2 separate regions of the Homo sapiens genome follow, and region 2 is linked to region 1. Evidence: read pairs that join two places in POLR2A ChIA-PET (ENCODE). Cell type or tissue: B cell. All regions are shown on one strand. Each heading gives the region's core, and the rest is flanking DNA. Links, peaks and the distances in the headings are about the cores only. Region 1 overlaps NIBAN1 (niban apoptosis regulator 1). Region 2 overlaps NIBAN1 (niban apoptosis regulator 1).

The links. Peaks named below come from ENCODE experiments on the same cell type or tissue, not always from the same donor. Only the 100,000 strongest peaks of a DNase experiment are listed, where the experiment ranks them.
Region 2: POLR2A ChIA-PET joins it to region 1 with 6 read pairs; 2 of 35 experiments call an interaction of 5 or more read pairs at or near these places.

What each region holds. Positions count from the first base shown.
Region 1 is chr1:184,859,770-184,865,157 of GRCh38, forward strand. The region is part of intron 5 of NIBAN1 (niban apoptosis regulator 1); the gene reads right to left. Among named protein-coding and RNA genes, the nearest start is that of EDEM3, 110 kb to the left of the region's middle. In B cell, for the core only: no CTCF peak of the experiment used is centred there; no DNase peak of the experiment used is centred there.
Region 2 is chr1:184,915,246-184,920,633 of GRCh38, forward strand. The region is part of intron 1 of NIBAN1 (niban apoptosis regulator 1); the gene reads right to left. Among named protein-coding and RNA genes, the nearest start is that of NIBAN1, 57 kb to the right of the region's middle. In B cell, for the core only: no CTCF peak of the experiment used is centred there; a DNase peak (open chromatin) is centred at 2,346.

The DNA.
Region 1 (5,388 bases), core at 212-5,211:
ACTGTGAGTGACTGGTGGCTACCCAGTAGATATTTTAAGGGAAGGGCTGGGTGGGGGTTTCATGGGCAGCATGGTGAGGATGCCATTGCTCAGCAAGGAGCTGAGGTCTGCATCAGGAAAGCGGACAGCTGATGAGGGTGTGTGCAAGGCAGTTAGCCTACAACCAAGCACTCCTGCAAGTCAGAGCCATGGGAAAGTGGAACCAAAGCCAGAACTTCAGGGAACGAAGGACTGTGGGGAGGCATTGGGAAGTGGTCATGTCCATGCAAGGACCGTAGACCACAAAGGGAAAGTAAGAAAAGGCTGGAAGAATAGACCCACTCATGAACTAGCTGAAAATGAACCAGAGAACTATGGTGTGAGTGGGGTTGGAATCAAAGCCATAGGACTAATATAGGCCCAGACTGTAGACAGAAGGAATGAAAAGGAGTTTAATGGGCATTTTAGGGTATGCAAAGCTGTAGGCAGGTGGGAGGAAGCATGCTAAATATAGCACTGCGGCGGGGGCGGGGGGCCAGGGAGACGGGGGCAGATCTACCTCAAACTTCCAGAGTAAAACAAAAATTAATTTTGTAAACATGCAAAAAAATTCAAAATATTATAAAATTAGCTTCCAAAAATTGTATAATTGTGACTTAGAAGTCATTGCTTTTATTTATCCTCAGACATTGTGAAAAAAATTGTTCTATTAGGATAAAAAACAAAAACTGAATATTATTTATGGAGTAGCATCACAAAAATTGATGTGTTATTTTATGAAAATATTTTGTATCTTAAAAATCCTAACAGTGTATATATATTAAGTATTTACTGTATGTCAGTCATTGTACTAAGTACTGTCTTTTCATTATCTCAGGTAATTTTCACAATAACTATATGAATGGGCACTGACAATACCTCTGTCCCACTGATGAGAAAATTGAAGAGTAATGAGAGTGAGTAACACAGATCCTAAGTGGTGGAGCCAAGATCTGAATCCAAAATAGTCTTTCAAAATCAAATTCCAAATACTAAGCTTACAAACACCACACCATAATACCTCTTTCCACAAACAGGAAATTCATTTGAAATATGCAATCTCAAGTTTTGGAGAAAGTTTCTTGTCTGCTTAGAGTCTACTTCATGATGAGACACACATTATCACACCCAAGTAATTTGTGCCCACACATGTTTCAGTCATACAAAGTCCACGGCCCACCCTACCTGAAAAGGCATGGATCAAATGAAATATTGTAGCTCTTATTTTCAAGTATTTTCTAGACCAGGGGTCAGCAAACTTTTTCTGTAAAAGGCAAAATAGTAAACATTGTAGGCTTTGTGAGCCATTCAGTCTCTGTTGCCACTAGTCAACTCTGCCATTCTATTGCAGAAGCAGCCCAAAATACCTAGGCAAATGGTGTGGCTGTGTTCCACACACAAACAGGTGGCAGCCAGACTTGCCAGCTCTTGCTCCAGACCATATGTTCTTCAGGGCTAATTTGCCACGTTCACAGATTCCTTTCCTTGAACCAATCTAAATCAAGTCCCTCTTATAATTTCTTGGTGCATCCTTTACACACGTATCTCAATTTGTAATTAAATATTTTTTTCTTTATTATTACTAGTTTGTAACTTCTAAGAAGGCAGGGATCATGTCTGTTTTCTATAGCACTGGACTGTCAGCACTTAGCAAGGGCTCAGCATACAAAAGGTGCTGATAAGTATTTGTTGGCAGAAGGAAGGGACAAGAGGAAAGAAGACAGGAAGGGGGGAAGAGGAGGGAGGAAGGGAGGAAGGGAGGGAGGAAGGGAAAGAAGGAGAGAAGGAAGGAAGGAGGGAAGGAAGGAGGGAAGGAAGGAAGGAAAGGAGAATGAAGGAAGGAAAGAGAAAAGGAGAAGGAAAAGGAAGGAAGGAAGGAGGAAGGGAGGGAGGGAAGGAGTGAGGGAAGGAAAGAAGGAAGGAAGGGGAAAAGGAGAGAAGGAGAAGGGGAGGGAGGAAGGGAGGAAAGAAGAAAGGAGGGAGGGAGGAAAGAAGGAAAGAAGAAGGGAGGGAAGAAGAGAGAGAAGGAGGGAGGGAAGTAGGGAGGTAGGGAGTTATCAGTTCTTCATAATTAATCTTGCTCTGTGTTCTGAAGTGGAATTAGTGTGCTCCAGAAAGCCATCTTCCCCTGCACAGTGACTAGTACTGTCAGCTAGGGACTAAGGCATGCCCCAATGTCCTTTTATGTGAAAGAAAAACAAATTTTCTATCCTTTTCTCCACAGGTTCAAGGGCACTCACTATTATTCCACAGTTCAAAGAAAGGAAAGAACAATAAGATTGACCTGGCCTTTTCCTTGCAAAAAGTCAACATTAGACCATGCCAAAGTACATATTAGAAAAATCGCCCGCAGACCTTCCCTGGCACCTGCAGACCTTCCCTTGTTTATCTCCGAATGCTCCCCCTGCCCGGTTAACAGCAGCCACTGTCCCGTGATGGAAGTGGCTAGCTAACACTGGGTCTCTTGATCCTCCTCAGGTCAGCTTCCTAGTCGATGCTCCATTTCTCAACAGGTTTTTCATACTTTTTTTTTTTTAAGGTGAGATCTCACTATGTTGCCCAGGCTGGAGTGCTGTGGCTATTCACAGGCGCAATCATTGTGCAGTACAGCCTTGAATTCCTGGGCTCAAGCGATCCTCCTGCCTCAGCTTCGAGAGCAGCTGGGACTACAGTGGTATGCCACCATGCTCAGCCCTCTTACCAGGTTTTTGTTTTGTTTTGTTAAAATAATTATCTCCATATTTATTTGAAATAGAAAATGAACACATTTTTTAGCAATACCAAGCATCTGAAGTCCCAGGTGCAAATGAAGAACTTGAAAGATCCTAAAATTTTGAGCTTCCATGGCAGAAGGCATATCTTCAGTTGCCTGATTTTATTTCTTGGTATTTCCCCTTTTTGTTTTTAAAGAATTCCATATGCCCATCTCAAACACAGAAAAGAAACAAATCTCCCTTTTGTGGTCATATGAGAAACAGCAGCATTAATTGGAAAATATCAGAATATTGATAATTGTATAGCCAAGCTATCCCACAGTTTTTCTTTTCTTTTTTTTTTTAATAACTTTTATTTTAAGTTCAGGGGTAAAAGTGCAGGTTGTTACACAGGTAAACTTGTGTCATAGGTGTTTGTTGTACAGATTATTTCATCACCCAGGTATTAAGCCCAGTATCTGGTATTTATGTTTTCTGATCCTCTCCTTTTTCCCACCCTCCAGCCTCCGGAGGCACCCCTGTGTGTTGTTTCTCACCAGGTTTTATTAGTTTAACATTACGTCCTCCTTAAAAGAGTTCTGAGAACCTCACGTGTAGCAGTTCATTCTCTCCCTCCTCATCACCACACGATGCGGTAGGCATTACTAGTTGACCTGTCCAATGTTCTCTGCCCTATGAAGCTTTGAACACTAAGGTTATTCTCTTTCCCACACTCTCAGTTGGTCTTATCTTCCTCTGGAACTACTGATACCTTATTCTTAGGACAACAAGAAGAAAGATAAGTTTATTTTTGTTTTTATTCTGGCAGACACAGAACTGACTTGAGGCTTCACCTCTGATATTCTGGAAATGTTGTTTCTTCTAATACAATAAAAATGCAACGGTGTCTTCAGAAGATGCATGTAATAGATGCCACCTGGGGACTTTAACTGAGTTCAAATTAGTTTTTTTTGTTTGTTTGTTTATGTATTTTTGGTTTACAGATTCAATTTCTATTTTCAATTAAATAAAATTCCCAGAAGCAAGCAACTGCAATTGCAATTTCAGAATCTAGATTGCCTACATTTACAAGAGACACTTTTACCTTCTGGAGCAAAACAAAATATGTCTGATCCTTCCTCTACGTGACAAAAGATATTTGAAGATTTTTTTCCTCCCTTCAACCACTGTCAGGTTAAACATAACCCAGTTTTCTCAGTCATATGACCTGGTTGCCAGACCTCTTACTATTCAAGCACTGGACATACTCTAGTATGACCAGCAATAAGCAGTAAGAGCAGAGATCTAGGTATTCATTGGTTTAATAGCTTAATTAGCTATTGTGACCTTAAATAGCTTTGTGACTTTAAATATACTTCTTAATTTCCATGAACCTCAGTGTCATCTGAAAAATGGAGATAAAATTTGTTCCTCCTTAGTATTGTCATAGGGATCGAAAGAGCATACATTAAACACTCAGTGTATTACCTGGCATTCAATAATTGGTTGCTAGTATTGTTACTTTCTAAAATCCCTCTTCAAATGTAGCAGGAGAAACTGAATATATAATCCTTTAGTTGTCAGGCTCTTTAATACACAACAATTACGAGCTTGAGCTTTGGAGTTAAACATTCAGGATTGAATTCTGAGTCCACCACTTGATAACTGCCTACCTCTAGGCAATCTCCTTTAGCTATCTAAATCTTGGTTTCCTACGGACAATAATGCTGTTTAACTAAAAGGATTGTTGTCAGCCTTCACACAGTGCTTGGCACACGGTAAGTGCTCAATAAATATTAGCAATGTGAGCTATCATTAGTATTTTATCATTATAATTGGCAATCATACTTCTGACAAACTATAACGTACAAACCATTTCATTTTTATTTTCTTCCTCTAGGAGCTATATAACAGCCAATAAACACTTTATAGGTACATTATTCTAGTCTGTGAACAAGTGTGAATTACACATTTGAATAGGGTGAATTTAGAGGAAGCTGTTATCTTCCCTGACATTATTCCAGTAACGGAAGCCACTTCATTGTGAGAGGAAGAGTCTGCAGAGGTGAAGAAATGTTGTTTGGGTTCTTTTGTTAAGTCACTTCTTCAAAAGTGATGGTAAGTGTTACAGTCACCAAGGTGACTGTAAAAAAAAATACGTAAAATGAAAATAGATGCATTAAAAAATAATATTTTATTCACAAACTAGACATCTAACAAAGGTCTAATATTCAGAACCTTTAAGGAACTTAATTGAACAAGCAAAAAACAAATAATCGCATTAAAAATGGGCAAAAGACATGAATAGACAATTCTCAGAAGAAGACATACAAACGGCCAACAAACATATTTTAAGAATGCATATGTACCCTAAAACTTAAAGTATAATAATAATAAAAGAAAAAAAAAACATTGGCAGCATTTATAAGAACTAACTAGTTATAAGTAGTTCACTAAGAATGACCTCATCACAGGTTTTAGCTGAAACAATATAAAACTAAAGAGGTCAAAAAAAAAAAAAAAAAGAATGCTCAGTATCACTAATCATCAGAGAAATGCAAATCAAAATCACAATGTGATACCATCTCACACCAGTCAGAATGGCTATTACTAAAAAGTCAAAAAATAACAGATGCTGGTGAGGTGCAGAGAAAAGGGAATGCTTATACATGGTAGA
Region 2 (5,388 bases), core at 284-5,283, 56 kb after region 1:
AGTCAGAGAAACTGTGTTTTCAATATCTTCCTCCAGGAGATTCTTACGATGAGGCCAGTTTGTTATATTCAATAGCATTGTAATGAAGAATAAATCTGACATTTGTAAGCATTAGCAAGATGCCTGGATCTGTACAATCGCAGAGGGAGAAGGCTCTTGTTCTGGAGAAGTTAGTTGCACCAACATACGTGCTCACTGGTATCAAAGTACCAACTTCAAAGCCCTCTAAAGAATAGTAAGATGGTTTAGTACTTCTGGGGTGATGGGGGAGATTGTATTCCAGAATGCTGAGGGCACTTGATCAGTTTTCCTTTGTTTTGTTGTGATGGAGAGGAATAGAATAATATATAAGGTATGGCTCTGATGATGGGTAGCTTGAAGGATGGATGGCCTCGGCTGTATTTGATGTGGTAAGCGATTTTTGAAATCTAGTGAAGGAACTTAGAATGGAGGTAAGAGAGAACAACTAATGTGTAACTACACATAAATGTAATTTGAATAACAGATATAAAAGGGAAAGAGAAAGAGACAGAGACAGAGAGACATAGGTTGAAAGAAACCTGCATAGCAAAGGCTTCCTTAATGTCAGGTTGTTGACTTTAGGAAATAGAGAAAATAATGACCTCAGTAGGATTAAAGAATGGCTTGTTGGCAAAAGGCCTGGATTCTAGTCCATTCCTGAATATGCTGTTGTTTCAAGGAGCATATTATATAACTGCCACAGAGAATTCTGAAATTTCAATATAGTTTCAGAAGTCCACGAACATTCCCATTTTGCAGATGTGGAAGCCATCTGCTCATCTACTCTCCTTTATGGAATACAATGGGATTCTTCCAGATCACTTGAAGTTCTCCAAATAAAAGATACAAGCATTATAAGAAAGAATATTACTTGCAGAAGCAGAAACATAATATGCAAATAAATGTGTCTATTATTATTTCTGTGAGCTCTTCACATCATTGAAGCTGATCTGCATAGTATAAATAGATACCATTGCTTTGTAACAGAGATATCGATGTAGGGGAACGAAAAAATGGTAATGAGGGGAAAAAGAAAGTTGTAATAGGTAAATACATTATTTACATGTAATGCTAAAAGAAACTTAGGTTGGAAACTTAACTTCAGCTTACATTTTAAATTTTCACTTTATTTAATTGTAACAGGTACATGACAATGATAGGCTAACTGTAAATATTTAATTTTTATTTTACTACCACAGTAGATGGGGAATAAATTAGCTATGAGCAAAAAAAATCCAATTCATTAACTTCCCTTTATTCCCCTTGAATAATTATGTGTGTGTGTGTCTCCAAATAAACCATATACAACTTGGCCAAAGTTTTAAAATGAGGGGTTTTTTTTAAGTAAAATATTCAATTTCCAGGATAAGACTGAAAAGTGTTTGTTCCATTTAATATAACAAAATAAAGATATTTTATATTTATAATAAGACAAAAATAAATATTTTTGTTATTGAAGGAATGACTTATGAATTGATAAACTAGATATGTATGAAAATACTATGCCTGATCCATAACATTATTTCCTTTTTCTTTTCTCGTTTAAACCTGCTTATTCTACTATTCATCTCCTTCAGCCTTCCAAGCTCTTGCCCCTCCCGATTTCCCTAACCCTAGAACCCCTCCAAGTTTTACTTCCTTCACTACTTATCCTTGATCTCCAGGACTCATAGTTGATTCACTAACACCAGTCAAGAATATCTTTGATTTTCCTATCCCTAAGAAAATCTTTCTTCAAAATCTGCCCAGCCAATATCTAGCCACGGATCAACCCACCTGCCCATTTTCCCGGCTGCTTATTGCAGGCTTCCCAGCAGTACAGAAAACACTGCTATGCTGTGCGCTTGGCTCCGCTGCAGACAAATGAGCCCCAGCCTGGGCTGGACTCATTGCTGTTCAGCAAACTTTTTCTTATCCCCATGACTATCTCTTCCACTTTTTTTTTTTTTTTTCTTTGAGATGAAGTCTCACTCTGTCGCCCAGGCTGGAGTGCAGTGGCGCGATCTCAGCTCATTGCAAGCTCCACCTCCCGGGTTCATGCCATTCTGCCTCAGCCTCCCGAGTAGCTGGGACTACAGACACCCGCCACCACGCCCGGCTAATTTTTTTTTTTTTTTTTTTTTTTTTAGTAGAGACGGGGTTTCACCATGTTAGCCAGGAAGGTCTTGATCTGACCTCGTGATCCGCCCGCCTCGGCCTCCCAAAGTGCTGGGATTACAGGCGTGAGCCACCCTGCCCGGCCGGTCTCTTCCACTTTTCAAAGCAGCTCTCACATCTTCAAAAGTATCCTTAAACTCCCTTCTCCACCCTCCCTTTACTCAGACTTCCTCTTTTAAGCAAATGGAGATATAATAAGTTTCATTTCTCTTCTATCCACCTCTAAGTTCATCTCATCATCTACTATACTTTCCTCCTCCTGTCCACCTCAAAAGGAAGACCCCCCCAATATTTTTCGTCCAAACTCACTACATTAATTATCTCCTTTTTCTCGGATTGCCATTGTCTTCCTCACCACTAGTTTTCACCCACACATGCATTCAAGTCCCAGAAAAGAAAATTACTCATCTACCTCTCAGGCAACTGCCCTCTTTTTTACCCTTAACCATCAAACCTCTTGAAACAATACCCTGAATCCATTGTTCTCAGATTCATCACCTCTATCCACTTCTTAATCAGTCACTCTTTCCCTTAAAAACGCAACCCCACTGAACTGCCTGTACAACCCAATGACTCCTACATGTGTGTTTGCTGTCCCAACCTCTCCTGGATCCCTGCCGCATATTTCCAAATGTCTCCTGCTGAATAACTCCTTGTGAAAGTCCTGACAGGCACTTCGAATTTGCTCCCCTGTCTCGGTTAACAGATTCACCATCACCTGGGTGCCTGCAGTAGAAACCTCAGAATCATCCTTTTGGATCTCCTCCTCTAGGTGCCACAGTCAGCAAACCCTGCCCTTTGGGCTTTGGGGATCTCTCTCAAAAGCAATCTTGCCACCAACGACTGGTTCAGGCCCTCGTCTCTTACAAAAATAATGACTGCAATGAGCTCCTAACTTTGCCTCTAACTGCTCCCCTTTCAAACCCACTCTTCACATCACGGCAAAGGTAACATTAGAAAACACATAACTGATCAGGTCCTTCCCCTGATAAAAGCCACCTTGGGTTCTTCCAGGCTCTTCTCAAGTTGGTCCCAACCCACCTGTCCAGCTTCTCCTCTATCCACAGAGCGTTGTATATGCTGGCTATGGCACGTTCCCCACAGTGGTTAAGCATAGCACATTATAACTGCCTGTACTGTTCACCCTTCCTAGAACCTATAGACCCAGATAAATTCCTATTCATCTGCAAAGTCAAATTGCAAGTCTACCTTGAAGCTTCTCCTGAATTCTCCTTACCTAACGCCTTGGTCAGAATTAATTGTTCCCTTTTCTATATTTACCCAGTCTTTTACCTGAACCCCCATTTCTCCAATGTCTACACCATAATGTAATATAGTGATTTATTTACATGCCCTCTCTCTCCAGTATAGCAGCTCATTGAAAGTGCATTGCTCATCTTTGTTCCTGAGAGCCTAGAGTGGTCAGTAGCAGGCACAGAATTGATATTAGCTGTATAGTGAGTGTATTTTCCCTGTCCACCCTCCCAACATCCTCCACCATTGGAATAAAGGGAATGCACATGGAAAATTAATTTGCCACACAAATGGAACATTTACACCAACATTTAAACTTGTAAAAAAAAACCTCTAAAATTCTTTAGAAAACTCCATTCCAAAACTATTCTTTTTCTTACATACTGTGAGTTTATTATTCCTTCATTAGAGAACCAGAAAGACTACAAATAAATTTTAAGTTGTCAGAAAGACTCATCCTAAAGTAATATGTTTAGCTATGCAGTGATTTAGTGTGAGACACATTGAAAACAAACAAACAAAAAAAGATCAGTAATTTAAGCATGTAAATATCTGGTACAAACTGGCCTGTCCTGACCTATAGGTGAATCAAGGTGACCTGCCTGAAGCAGCCTTGGATTCCAGGGAAGGAGTTCCCAAAGGGAGCGCTGGAGTGTTTGATTCCTTTTCTCCAAATCCCATGTGAAGCTTACCATTCTGCTGGAAGCCAAGGCATCAAAACTACATGTTTACAAAGAAAGTTTTGAGGTGAATATTTAGATTAAGACCATGTTTATATGGCACAAAATACTTGGTTGGCTTAATCCGATTCAGTGCAAAGGGGAAAATAACCACGTTTAAACGGTCTTAATATCAGAAGTTATTTACTTCCTGGAAAATCAAAACACACTCAAATTTGCTTTGGAAATAATTTTAAAAAAAGAGACCATTAAGAAGAAAAGAAATGAGCTGCTTTGTCATCTGTTTTGCTGTTTCTCCTGAAGGGTTTCCGTGGTACTTTGGACTTGTCTCTATTAGGGTAATGGTAACAGGTGAGGAATAAAACGCAGCTGCATATTAACTCCCAAGGGGGAAATTCTGTAAACATCCTAGGTAATGAGTATAATATATACGTAAATATACAATGCCTTCTATGAGTCATTGGCTCTTTAATAATCTCCAGATAACAAAAAAAAATTGTTTTTAATCACAGGCAATCAAAAGTACCTTCAAGCAGAAGAAATTTCCTTTTTTCAGGGGCTGGGGGAGGGGGAGGTGTTGGGGATGAAAAGTCTTGTTGCAATTCATTACCCAGGGATAGAAAGAAAAAACTTATAGTTGTTATAATTTTAAATAAATAAGACCTGACACCAAAGTCAGGGAAATGAATGGACAGGAAATGCAGCAAACTTTAAAGAGGAAGTGGGTTTGAGCCTCCAACTGGAGGACATTGAGGAGGAGGAAACCTACAAGACGTGTAAAAATGGAAAATCAAGGCTCTCATCTTAAGAAAGAAACTCAGAGCCCATGACTAAATTATCGGAAAGATATGAAATACAACCAATTAACGTTTATGGCTATTTGAAGCGATCATAAGACATAATAATTGACACAATGGTTGTACAGATTTATGGGATACAGAGTGTGATATTTTGATATTTGCAATGTGTAATGATCAAATCAGGGTAATTACCATACTCATCACCTCAAACATTTATCATTTCTTTGTGTTGGGAACATTAAAAAATCCTCTCTTCTAGCTATTTGAAAATAAATAACAAATTATTGTTAACTATACTCACCCTACAGTGCTATAGAACACCAGAATTTATTCTTCCTGGTTATAATTTGACATCCTTTAACCAACCTCTCCCTATTCCCTTCACCCTTCCCAGCTTCTAACCACTATTAGTAACCACTACTCTACTCTCCACTTCTATGAGATGAACTTTTTTAAGCTTCCACATGAGTAAGAAC